2 separate regions of the Mus musculus genome follow, and region 2 is linked to region 1. Evidence: chromatin loops called from intact Hi-C (ENCODE). Cell type or tissue: heart. All regions are shown on one strand. Links, peaks and the distances in the headings refer to the core of each region. The heading gives the core; the rest is flanking DNA.

Region 1 (5,377 bases), core at 220-5,219:
ATTCTCTCCTCGTATTTTATTATCAGCTGAGAAATATTTATGTAATCTTGGCAACAGTAATAATTGAGCAATTCTATCTCCTGGGGAGAGATAGCTGAAATGTCAATGGAGGATGCCACTAAGATTTTCACAACCCCCATATAATCTGGATCAATCACTCCAGGGGTAATTTGTAATCCTTTTAAGGCAGACGATGAACGTCCAAGCAGCAGCCCCACGGTGTCTTTTGGAAGGGGGCCTTTAAAATCTGTATCAATGGGTTGCACCCCCATCTGTGGGGTTAGTACGAGTCTGGTGGTGGAGTGGAGGTCCAATCCTGCGGAACCCGCAGTGGCTCTCCATGGTCTCTCGGATGACGGAGAGACGCTTTCTGAAGAGCCCCATATATTTGAGGGCCCTGGGGACGTGGGCCCCGTTGTCTGTTTTTTGGCCTGGCGCCACCATATCCTGTCTGTAGGGGTCGACCCTCTATATCTTTTGTTAATCTGCATTCATTAGCCCAATATTTTCCCTTTCTACATTTATGACATAATCCTGGCTGCCTAGGTTTATCTAATGGAGTCCTTTTCTCATTTTCGGGGCATTGTCTTCTAAAATGTCCTTTTTGGCCACACTTATAACAAGCATCATTATTGGATTTGCCTAATTGCACTACAGCCGCTGCTAGGCCCACATTGGTCAGCGGGCCCCCAAGTTCTCGACAGACTTTCATCCATACCTCTAAGCCTTTATGTTTATAGGGTGTTATGGCTGCCCTGCATTCTTTAGTACATTGCTCATATACTAGCTGCTTCATCAAAGGCATAGCTGTATCAGGGTCTCCAAAAATTCTAGTGGCTGCTTCAACGAGGCGTGCTACAAAATCTGAAAATGGTTCTGTGGGACCCTGCAAGATTTTCGTAAGATTGCCTGAGGCTGTGCCTTTGTTCGGCAATGCCTTCCAGGCTTTGGTAGCTACCTCTTTTATTTGGGTATAGACTGCTTCAGGATAATTTGTCTGATCTAATGCAAAGCGCCCCAGACCCAGGAGCATATCTGCATCGCAATGTCTCTGGGGATCTTGTCCTGTGGCCAAATTTGCTGCTGCCTGACTGTTTGCATATTCATAGTACAAGGACCTCCAGTCTAAATACTGTCCGGACGACAAACAAGCCTGAGCAATATTATTCCAGTCCCCCGGGGTGAGGCAATATCTAGCAAGCACCTCAACCTGTGCAACTACAAAGGCTGCACTCACACTGTAGGTACGGACTGACTCAGCCAGTTGCTTGATAGTTTTAAAATCCACTGGCTCATGATACTGCTGCCCTTGTCTATCAACAAAAACCGGAAAGGTTAATCCTATTTCTTTCCACACCTCTGGACAGAAGGAGGTACCTAGTCTAACAGCACTAGAGGACTCCTTTTTTCCTGTGTAATCAGGGTTTTAAGGTGGAGCTGTTGGCACTTTCGATTTTGTTCTTTTATTAGCCGATGCCCCCCTTTTCATTGGCTTGGTTCTATATGACCAATCCGGGTCATATCTTTCCCTCTCATACCGAGCTGCCTCTTCCTCTAGGTCAGCTTCATCATCTTTGCTAAGTTCTGAGTCACTGGAAGCAAAGCTTGATAAATTTAAATCCTTTAAAGAGGGATATATCTTCATTGTTTTCTTTTCTTTATGACTGATTCCTTTTAATTTTCCTCCCTTTTCTTTTCCTTTTTCTTTCTCACCCTTTTTCTTTCTCTTGCTCATATGCTCGTTGTCCTCAGGTCCCCATACGGGCCACCAGTTGTTGCGCCCACCTCAGCCAGCAAGGAAGACACAACACGGTCAGAAGATGCTGCTACGGGGGCCCCTGGGCACCCAGGGAGAACTGCTTATATGCACCCCAGCACAGGAGAAGGCTCCGTGGCCCCCTGGGATTGGTCAGTCTGCCAGCATCAAATTTGCATGCACCCACTCTGGAGGGGTTGGCGCCAGATTCAGGCTAGCACCAGCCCAGTGCTGTTATTTACCACAAAGGCACACCGGAAACTGGCAGCATCTTAGAGTTGGCTTCCTACAGGAGAGAGAGGAGAGGAGAGGAAAGGAGGGGAGGGGAGGGGAGGGGAGGGGAGGGAGGGGAGGGGAGGGGAGGGGAGGGAAGGGAGGAAGTGAAGGTTGGAAAAAGTGTTGTAAATAAGGATAAGGGTAACATTAAATGATGCAGAGAGCCCAGAGTCTGCCATGCTTTGGCTTCAAGAGAAAGAAGAGAGCTCTTGCTTTTGCTCTTTCTCCTGCCTTCCTGCTCCCTCTGTCCCCACTCCCTGCCCCCCCCCCTCACTGCATACTCTTGGCCCTTGGCCAGCCTGTACCACCACCACCACCACCCGCCTTTCTCTGCCTCTATTATCCTCTTAATTCCCCCCATGCCCTGAATAAACTCTATTCTTTATTCTACACGAAGGAAGGAAGGAAGGAAGGAAGGAAGGAAGGAAGGAAGGAAGGAAGGAAGGGGAAGGAGAAGGGGAAGGGAAGGGAAGGGAAGGGAAGGGAAGGGAAGGGAAAAAAAAGGAAGGAAGGAAGGAAGGAAGGAAGGAAGGAAGGGAAGGGAAGGGAAGAGAAGAGGAGAGGGTCCATTAACCATCAACGTCACTGTGAAAAATCAGCCCTCTTGACTAGCAAAGGTCACTCAGCAATCCATCCTGGATCTCCCCACGGTGCCCCACTGGCAGATATTACAGGTCCTGTAATATCAGGGAAAGGGGAATAAGCAGATAAGAATAAACAAATGCCAATATGAGAAGGAATAAAAATTGACCAAAGTCAGGACAGGCGTAGTGACACATGCTTACAATCCTTGCATTTTGGAGATTGAGGCAGGAGGATCACAGCAAATCTGTGGCCATTCTGGGCAACATGAGCTCTAGGCTAGCCTTGGTACAATGTGAGACATTGCCTCAGGTGGGGTGGGGGTAGGTAGAGATAAAGACCAGGCAGTGGGTAAAGTGCTTGCTATACAAGCATGATGATAACCAGAGTATAGATCCCCAGAGACTGAGAAAGACATCCTGATGTCAGCATCTGCCCTCTACATATAACCGTACTGACACACAGCATCCTCAGATTTCCTCCACCCTAGGCTTGGGTGCCCAGATCCAGTTAGGACAATCCAGAGTACACCAGTGGCAAACAGAGAATAAAACTAACATCTGAGCACTAACCCCGTGCCAAACACTGTGTTTAATGTTGCCTGCATATTATCTTACTTAATCCTCATAATGATCTTATGAGAAGGCATGATTATTGTCTCCTCTTACATATGAGGAAACTGAGAATGAAGAAATTAGTTATCAAAGTGCTCTGGCAAAGCATTTAGTCAGACTCACAGTTATGCAGCTTTTTTTCTTTACTTTTAATTATTAATTTATTTTGAGACAAGTTCTCATGTATCCCACACTGGCCTTGAACTCCCTGACTAATCTTCTGACTGCTGGGATTACAGGCATGTGCCACTACACCCAGTTTGCACAGTCTGATCCAATCCAGGGCTAGTGGATGCCAGGCAAGCAACCTAACAGCCCCAGATTCATGCTGTCAAGCACAATCCTATTAATGGGGATCATGGGTTAACTAAAAATTCTGATTACACTGCAGTCACAAGAAAGGAATTTGTAAAAAATAAAAAAAATTTTAAAAAAAGGGAGGGGATATTAACCTTCCTCTAATTCCTACAATAGGAGCCAATGACTGCCTAGAACTGACAAAAACAAAGCTAAAACAGAAGGCACAGCTCTGCAGTAGAACACCTCCTTAGCATGCATGAGGCCCCAGATTCAATTCTCCATGCTTCCTGTTTCCCCAGTGGAGAATAGGTGTGGACTGGGCTGGGGTATAGCTCAATTAGAGGCTTGCCTGCCATGCCCAAAGTTCTAGTTTTGACCTGCACCACCACATAAATCAGCCACATTGTCAAATGGTTGCAACCTTAGGAATCAGGAGAAGGCAGGAAAATCAGAAGTTTAAAGATATCAACATTGGGTGTGAGACAGCCTCAATACAAGAACTGATGAAAAGGGGAGGAGAGGAAGGAGAGGAATAGGAACTAACTAAATGGAGCAGTAAAAAAGGTGTCTGCTGCTAGACCTGATGCCATGACTCACGTGGTAGGAGAGAATGGACTTCCCTGACGTGTCTTTTGACTTCTACACATGTGCGTGGCATGCCTGTGCTACTGCCCCCAAGTAAACAACTGCAATTTTCAAAAGAGAAAAGAAACACGCTACTATAAGTATTTTATTTAGAAACAGAGGTTTGCACCAGAACAAACAGCCAAGATTTCAAAGTGGCCACTTCCATGTAGCAGAACTTAGAAGTAGAGAACACATACATTCCTTCAAAAAACATTTGATATTAGTTTTGTTTTTAAAATCATGTACAAGAGCAGGATGTGTGTGGCATGGTGGCCCATGCTGAAATCTGAGCACTTGGGAGGTAGAGAGGGAGCAGGTGTTTAATGTTAGCTTGGGGTACAGGAGATCTTGTCTCAAAATGCCAAAAAATAAATACACACTATGTACAAGTATTCTTTACATTATATTATTTGTTTATTTAATATGTACGGCACATGTATATATGTATACCACATACACGCTTGGTGCCCATGGAGGTTAAAAAAGGGTACCTGATCTCCTGGAAATGAAATTGTGGATGGTTGTTAGCTACTATGTGGATGCAGAAAATCATACCAGGGTCTCTCTGTAACAGTAACTAGTGCCTAGAACAACTGGGCCATCTCTCTATCCCTCTAACATATATTCTTTCCCTTTAAAAAGTCAAAGGAGGGGCTGGTGAGATGGCTCAGTGGGTAGGAGCACCCGATTGCTCTTCTGAAGGTCCAGAGTTCAAATCCCAGCAACCACATGGTGGCTCACAACCATCTGTAACGAGATCTGACACCCTCTTCTGGTGTGTCTGAAGACAGCTACAGTGTACTTACATGTAATAAATAAATCTTAAAAAAAAAAAAAAAAAAAAAAAAAGTCAAAGGAAAGCCGGGCGTGGTGGCGCACGCCTTTAATCCCAGCACTCGGGAGGCAGAGTCAGGCGGATTTCTGAGTTCCAGGCCAGCCTGGTCTACAAAGTGAGTGCCAGGACAGTCAGGGCTTCACAGAGAAACCCTGTCTCAAAAAACAAAACAAAACTACAACAACAAAAAAGTCAAAGGGAGGGAGAAAATGAGGGAGCGAAGGAGAAGGCAGGCAGAGGTCACCCACGCAGACTCCATGTGGCCATGTGCTCCTTTATACACTGCCTCCACGGTCCCCCACTGGTGACATCTGGCTTTGCTCTGGAGCATGTCATCCTTCACTAGACAATCTTCTAACCCTGCCAATCAAGGACCCCTGCCCATTC
Region 2 (5,377 bases), core at 214-5,213, 94 kb before region 1:
GCTAGGTTACTTTCTGCTGTTTACTTTAGCCAAAGGAAGGTAACAGGATTGTCTAATGGGTTTGAGATTTATTTGTACTTTATATGCCAATAACTTACCAATGTCACTTTTAAACAAATACTTTTGACATTAAAATACACTTTACAACCAGATAAGGTGGTTTGCACCTTTAATCCCATTAAACATACATACAGCTGACACAAAGCTTTTGTCAGAAAGACTATCCTCGCCATCGCTCTGGCATGTTAGTTATTATTTTTTTTAAATGCTATTTCTCCTCCACTAAGGTTTTTGTTTTGAAATAAAGTCTTCCTATGTAGTCATGGCTGGCCCGAAATTTACTATGTAGACCAGGCTAGCCTCAAACTCACAGAGATCCATCAACTTCTGCCCTCCAAGTTCTGGGATTAAAGGCTTTTACCACTATGCCCAGCTTTTCCACTATGTTTTTGTTTGTTTCTTAGTAACAGGAATAAAAACAGCTGATTACGGAAGAAAAAGGCACTCCCAATAAACAAAGATAGAGTTGGGGATGTAGCTCAGTTAGACAAATGCTTGTCTGGTGTGGCCAAAGACCTGGGTTCAACTCCCAGCACCACATAAATCAGTTGAATCGTTTCCTTGCTCACAGCTTTTGCACCCTCACTGAGCATGCTCAATGGTATGAGTACATGACTGACGACATGACAGGTTCCCAGGGACTGTCCAGAGCCATAAATTTTATTTACAGGTTGGCTCAGAGGAGAAGAATCCAGGACAAAGCCTGCCTCCTGACTGACTGATTGTTTACTCTCTGCCCTTCCTCATGAGCCCAGGAATGTCTCCAAGAGTAAACCAGGCAAGGGTTATTTCACTCCTGGCTTTATAATAAAATAAGTCTCTCTATCTCCCTCTTTTGTTTTTTTCCCAAGACATGGTTTCTCTGTGTAGCCTTGGCTGTCCTGGAACTCACTCTGTAGACCAGGCTGGCCTCAAACTCAGAAATCCACCTGCCTCTGCCTCCCAAGTGCTGGGATTAAAGGTGTGCGCCACCACCGCCCAGCCATAAAATAAGTCACAAGTCTAGTCTGTCTCCCCTCTGACATATTGCTATTTTCTACCTCTGCTTTCTGTCCCAACAAACAAGAAAGAAAAGCATCAAGGGACAGCAACGGGTGACATATCCTTCTCTGTACTGCCAGGATTGTGGTTTTAAAGATCCTTCTTCTATATGAGGTGGGTCTTTTTTCTACGTCTAAAAGAAGCTCATGGGTCTAGAGAGATGGCTCAGTGGTTAAGAGAACTGTCTGCTCTTCCAGAGGTTCTGAGTTCAATTCCCAGCAAACACATGGTGGCTTACAACCATATGTAATGGGATCTGACGCCTTCTTCTGATGTGTTTGAGGACAGCTACAGTGTATGCATAAAAATACAATAAATGATTCTTCTTCCTCTTTCTTTTTTTTTAAAGCCCATGACCCCTTTTATTCATTCCATGTTCTTTCCCTGACTCAACCATTCCAAAGCACCAAGAGCATGGAGCACTTGAGGCTGGGACAATAGGATATGACTAGTTGTTGGCTGGACTTTGGTTTTGTTTATCTGATTTGGTCAACCTCTCTTACCTGGGGTAGGCTGGGGGGTGGGCTGGGCTTTGGGCAATGTCAAAACTTGTAATGTGAAAGAAACCTCCATATTTCTAGGCAAAAATGTCGAAGGAGACAGTGAACAGACTTCAATGATCAGCTGTACTCTGAACTTCAAATGAGCACCCATTCTACAACAATTCTTTGAAGAGCCATAATCCAGCTGTAGCTGGGTTAGCTTTGCCTCAAGGACATGCTGAGACAGGCAGGCGCATAGGAATCAGATGGGGGGGGTGGGGGCGCAAACTCCCCATCACTTTGGCTCTCATTTCATTCTCCACAACAACTTGGAAATAAATTAATTAGCACAGATCTATGGAGTATTTGGATCCCCCAGCAACGACTAGAAACATGCAGCATCAAATTACAGGCCTTTCCCTCTGGAGAGAAAAAAAAATATGTGGTCAGTTGAGGGTGGCATAAAGGGAGTGAGGGAGTGAGGAGGGCATAAAGGGAGCAGGGCAGACTGGATTGCACTGGAGAATGCCCCCTCTCTCTCCCTAACCCACTCCAGGTGGGTTCAGTTCTCCACTGGAGTTCCGCAGCATCCCCTTATTCCCCTACAGGGACTTGGCATCTGGACATGAAAGCAAAACCAAGGAAGCTACTGGCTGGCTGAAAGGGGGTTGGGGACCAGAAAAGCAAGATTTAAAAAAAAAAAAAAAGGAGAAATCCAAAAGAGGTGACCGTCGAGCGGAGAGCTCCATAAATCCTCTGGGCGAAAGGTAGAATCTGGTACCAATTCCGTAGTTGTCTGAGACCTATCCCGCCCACTCATGCTCTCCCCTCTCTCCTAGGATTCGACCCTCTGCCCCCTTTCCTAGTAAAAGGATCGCCATCACAGAAGTCTTTGAAGGGGTTCTGAGGCCATCGGGAAACGCGAAAAGGCGTAACCCACCTGGGCCGGCGCAACGTCCGAAACAGCGCAGGGATCCGGTCCCTCGAGCGTCTTCCACGACCCAATCTAGCTGCCCACGAGACGCCTGAGTAACGCGCCCCATGCCCGAGCCGGGGCTACAGTGTCCGCGCCAAGGACAGGACCTCCCCAGCCCTGGAGCTGCCAGTGTTTCGTCCTGTGCTTCCCACTCCACAGTCCGCCACAGGGCAAAGGAAAAAGCCCACGGAGCGACGCGGGGCTGACCGCACTGAGCCCGGCGTCAGGTGAAATGGGCTACCTGAGCCTGAGGCACGCGAGCGGCGGAGCTGGAAAGCCACTGTGCCTGAGTGGGAAGGCGGGGTGAAGGTGACGACCTACCGCGGTCTGGCTCTCCGGGTGCACGTCCACCAAGGTACACCAGTTCCGCGTCCCGTTCATCTTCACGCGGAGGTCGTATGAGCTTCCTCAACTCCGAGGTCCCGGGGAAACTAGGCCGGCAGGCGGGTGCGCGCGCGGAACCGCCCCCTAGTATAGGCGCGTCGGGGGCGGGGCTGAAGATGGGCCACGCCCAGGGCGGTATTTATCAATGAGGTAGAGCGGAAGCGAGAGGTGGGCGGTGCCAAGAGGCTTCAGGACTCGCCTACCCGTGCTATGGACGATTTACGTAAAGGTGAGGCTTGGGAGTGAAGGTCGGGTGACCGCTTAGGAATTTTACTAAGGGTACGACAAGGTATCTTGTGGTATCTCATTGGTCTTTTTCCTTTCAGTTTTCCAGGTTCGGTGCGGGAAAGAATCGGTCTGGTCGTCTGAGTTGGGGCTTGCACAAGCTTCTGTGGTCTTTCCTGAAATGTAAGCCAGCCTGTAGGCTTTTTAGAGCTGAGTACATCTTTCCTCAGAGTTCTACCACACAGGTAGAAAGGCAGGCACCAAAGACCAGCTCACTCGGACTAGTCTAAGCCAGTCTGGCAGGTGCTTTTTCCTGGCAAGTAGCCCAGGTCGAAGTCAAAGCCAGCTAAGCTCTGGGTGGGGCTTGCTTTGCAGAAACTAGACTTATATGGTAGGGAGAGGCGGGACACATGACCTTAAAAGGAATTTGCACCCTAGAGAAAGAGTCTTAGTGGCACCAAAGGCAGTTGCTTCCCAAGCTTAGGCTGGGATCTTGAGGGCTGACCTCTGGTAGAAGGCTATCTCACTGTGTGATGGTCACAGGGACAGCAGGCGCGGTGTGTAAGGTCTAATCCGATTGAATAGGCAGTACCACTAGAGGTAGCAATTCGTTTTGGTGAACATCTAGGTCCTTAAAGTGTTAGGGTGGGTGTGGGGAAACGAGGTGGGCGGGGACTAGACTGGACTCTGAGTCACTTGCCAGTGATGAATGGATACAAAGCTCTGTCTATACCTGGAAGATAATCACTAGGGACATCAGTGACCAGAATAGGAGAAAAACTCAATTCTGGTCCTTTCTCTATCCTCAAAAAAGGCATTTGTGGTTCTTTGACTGGGAAAGCCCCCCCCCCCCCCACCAGGCTCGGTCATTTGAATACCTGGTTTCCAGTTGGAGGTACTAATTGGGGGATTGCGGAAATGTAGTTTCGCTGGACAACCAAGTCACTGGGGCAGGCTTTGAGAGTTCAAAGACTCCCACCATTCCTACTTTGCTCTCTGCTTCCTGCTTGTGGTTTGAGATCTCAGCTATCACCTTTCTACCATGATGGCGATGACCTCTTACCCCTCTGGAACTGTAGGCTCAAATACACACCTCTTTATTTAACCTGTCTTGACTGTTGTTTTCTATTACAGCAGCAGACAAGTAACTCATACAGCACTCTGTATAAGCTATTCCCAGAGCTTCTTAGGACAGGATGGTTCTACTACAAGTAGTCTGTTTCCTAGATGCCTGATCAGCCACAAGAGACCTCTAAAAAATGAGCTAAAGCCTCATTTTAATGTACAGTTTCAAGGACTCTTGGAATAGGATCTACTTGGCAGGGAAAGGTGCCTGTGGCCAAGCCTCCTGACCACTTGTGTTCAATCCCAGGATTCACACTGTGGAAAATGAGAAAAGATGTTCTATCTCAAAAGTTGTTTTCTGACCTCTACAAATGTAGTATTCACATGTGTACACACACACACACACACACACACACACACACACACACGTTAAAAAAAAGAGAGAAAAGAAAAAAAAACTTTTGGAGTAGGCCTTCAAATTAACCAGAAAAATGAAGACAAGAATTTCATATAGATATGCCATTTTTAATATTTAATTTAAAATTAAACCAAGGCTGGATTGGGAGAAAATATCTGATCTGCAGAATATCTTCTTTTAAATCATGATATAGAAGTCATTGATGAGACCAGAACTTACTTTGGAGATAAGAGGCAAACCATCCCCATTACCTTCACCCACAAGAGCTTGGCATGCCCCAAAACTCAAAGGAGGAATATATTCTCCATGACCCCTTCCCATCTCTACTGAGAGTCAGCTTCCAACCCCAGGCGAGGCTCTGAAACAGGGCCCACTTCTTGAGAAAAGCAAGGATCTGTTGGTTCCCACAGAAGCTGGGCACATCCGAGAAGCCATAAGGAGGCCACAGGGACTAGATGTTTGAACTTTAGAACCTGTATCAACAGTTGCCATGGTTCCCAGGTACAACCACCTTATGGTAGCATCCTCAGTCACAGAGGGCAAGGAAGATGGAAACCCTGGGCAGAACCAGTCCCCACCACCTTACCAGGCCTTTCAAAGCCCTTCTCCCAGGGGCTGCTTGGCAGAGCAGCCTGTAGCTGCTCAGTCACTGGGGTAGGAGGACAGGCTGAGGGCCCCCAATGAGGAAAGGCTGGTCTTTGGAGAGGTATGAATGTGCAGGTTTAT

Evidence for each region. Hi-C counts contacts between places; a loop is a spot of excess contacts. Peaks named below come from ENCODE experiments on the same cell type or tissue, not always from the same donor. Only the 100,000 strongest peaks of a DNase experiment are listed, where the experiment ranks them.
Region 2: it touches region 1 in a loop (4-fold over the local background); 8 of 42 quality-filtered maps call a loop at or near these places.

The regions. Positions count from the first base shown.
Region 1 is chr3:94,749,527-94,754,903 of GRCm38, forward strand. It overlaps the pseudogene Gm15264. Among named protein-coding and RNA genes, the nearest start is that of Gm52626, 6.0 kb to the right of the region's middle. In heart, for the core only: no CTCF peak of the experiment used is centred there; no DNase peak of the experiment used is centred there.
Region 2 is chr3:94,655,845-94,661,221 of GRCm38, forward strand. It overlaps Tuft1 (tuftelin 1), which reads right to left and starts at 3,028. Exons shown (of 13, transcript NM_011656.3): 1 at 2,881-3,028. The coding sequence starts at 2,940. It also overlaps the pseudogene BC021767. In heart, for the core only: no CTCF peak of the experiment used is centred there; DNase peaks (open chromatin) are centred at 3,017 and 3,617; H3K4me3 peaks cover 1,302 bases; H3K27ac peaks cover 248 bases.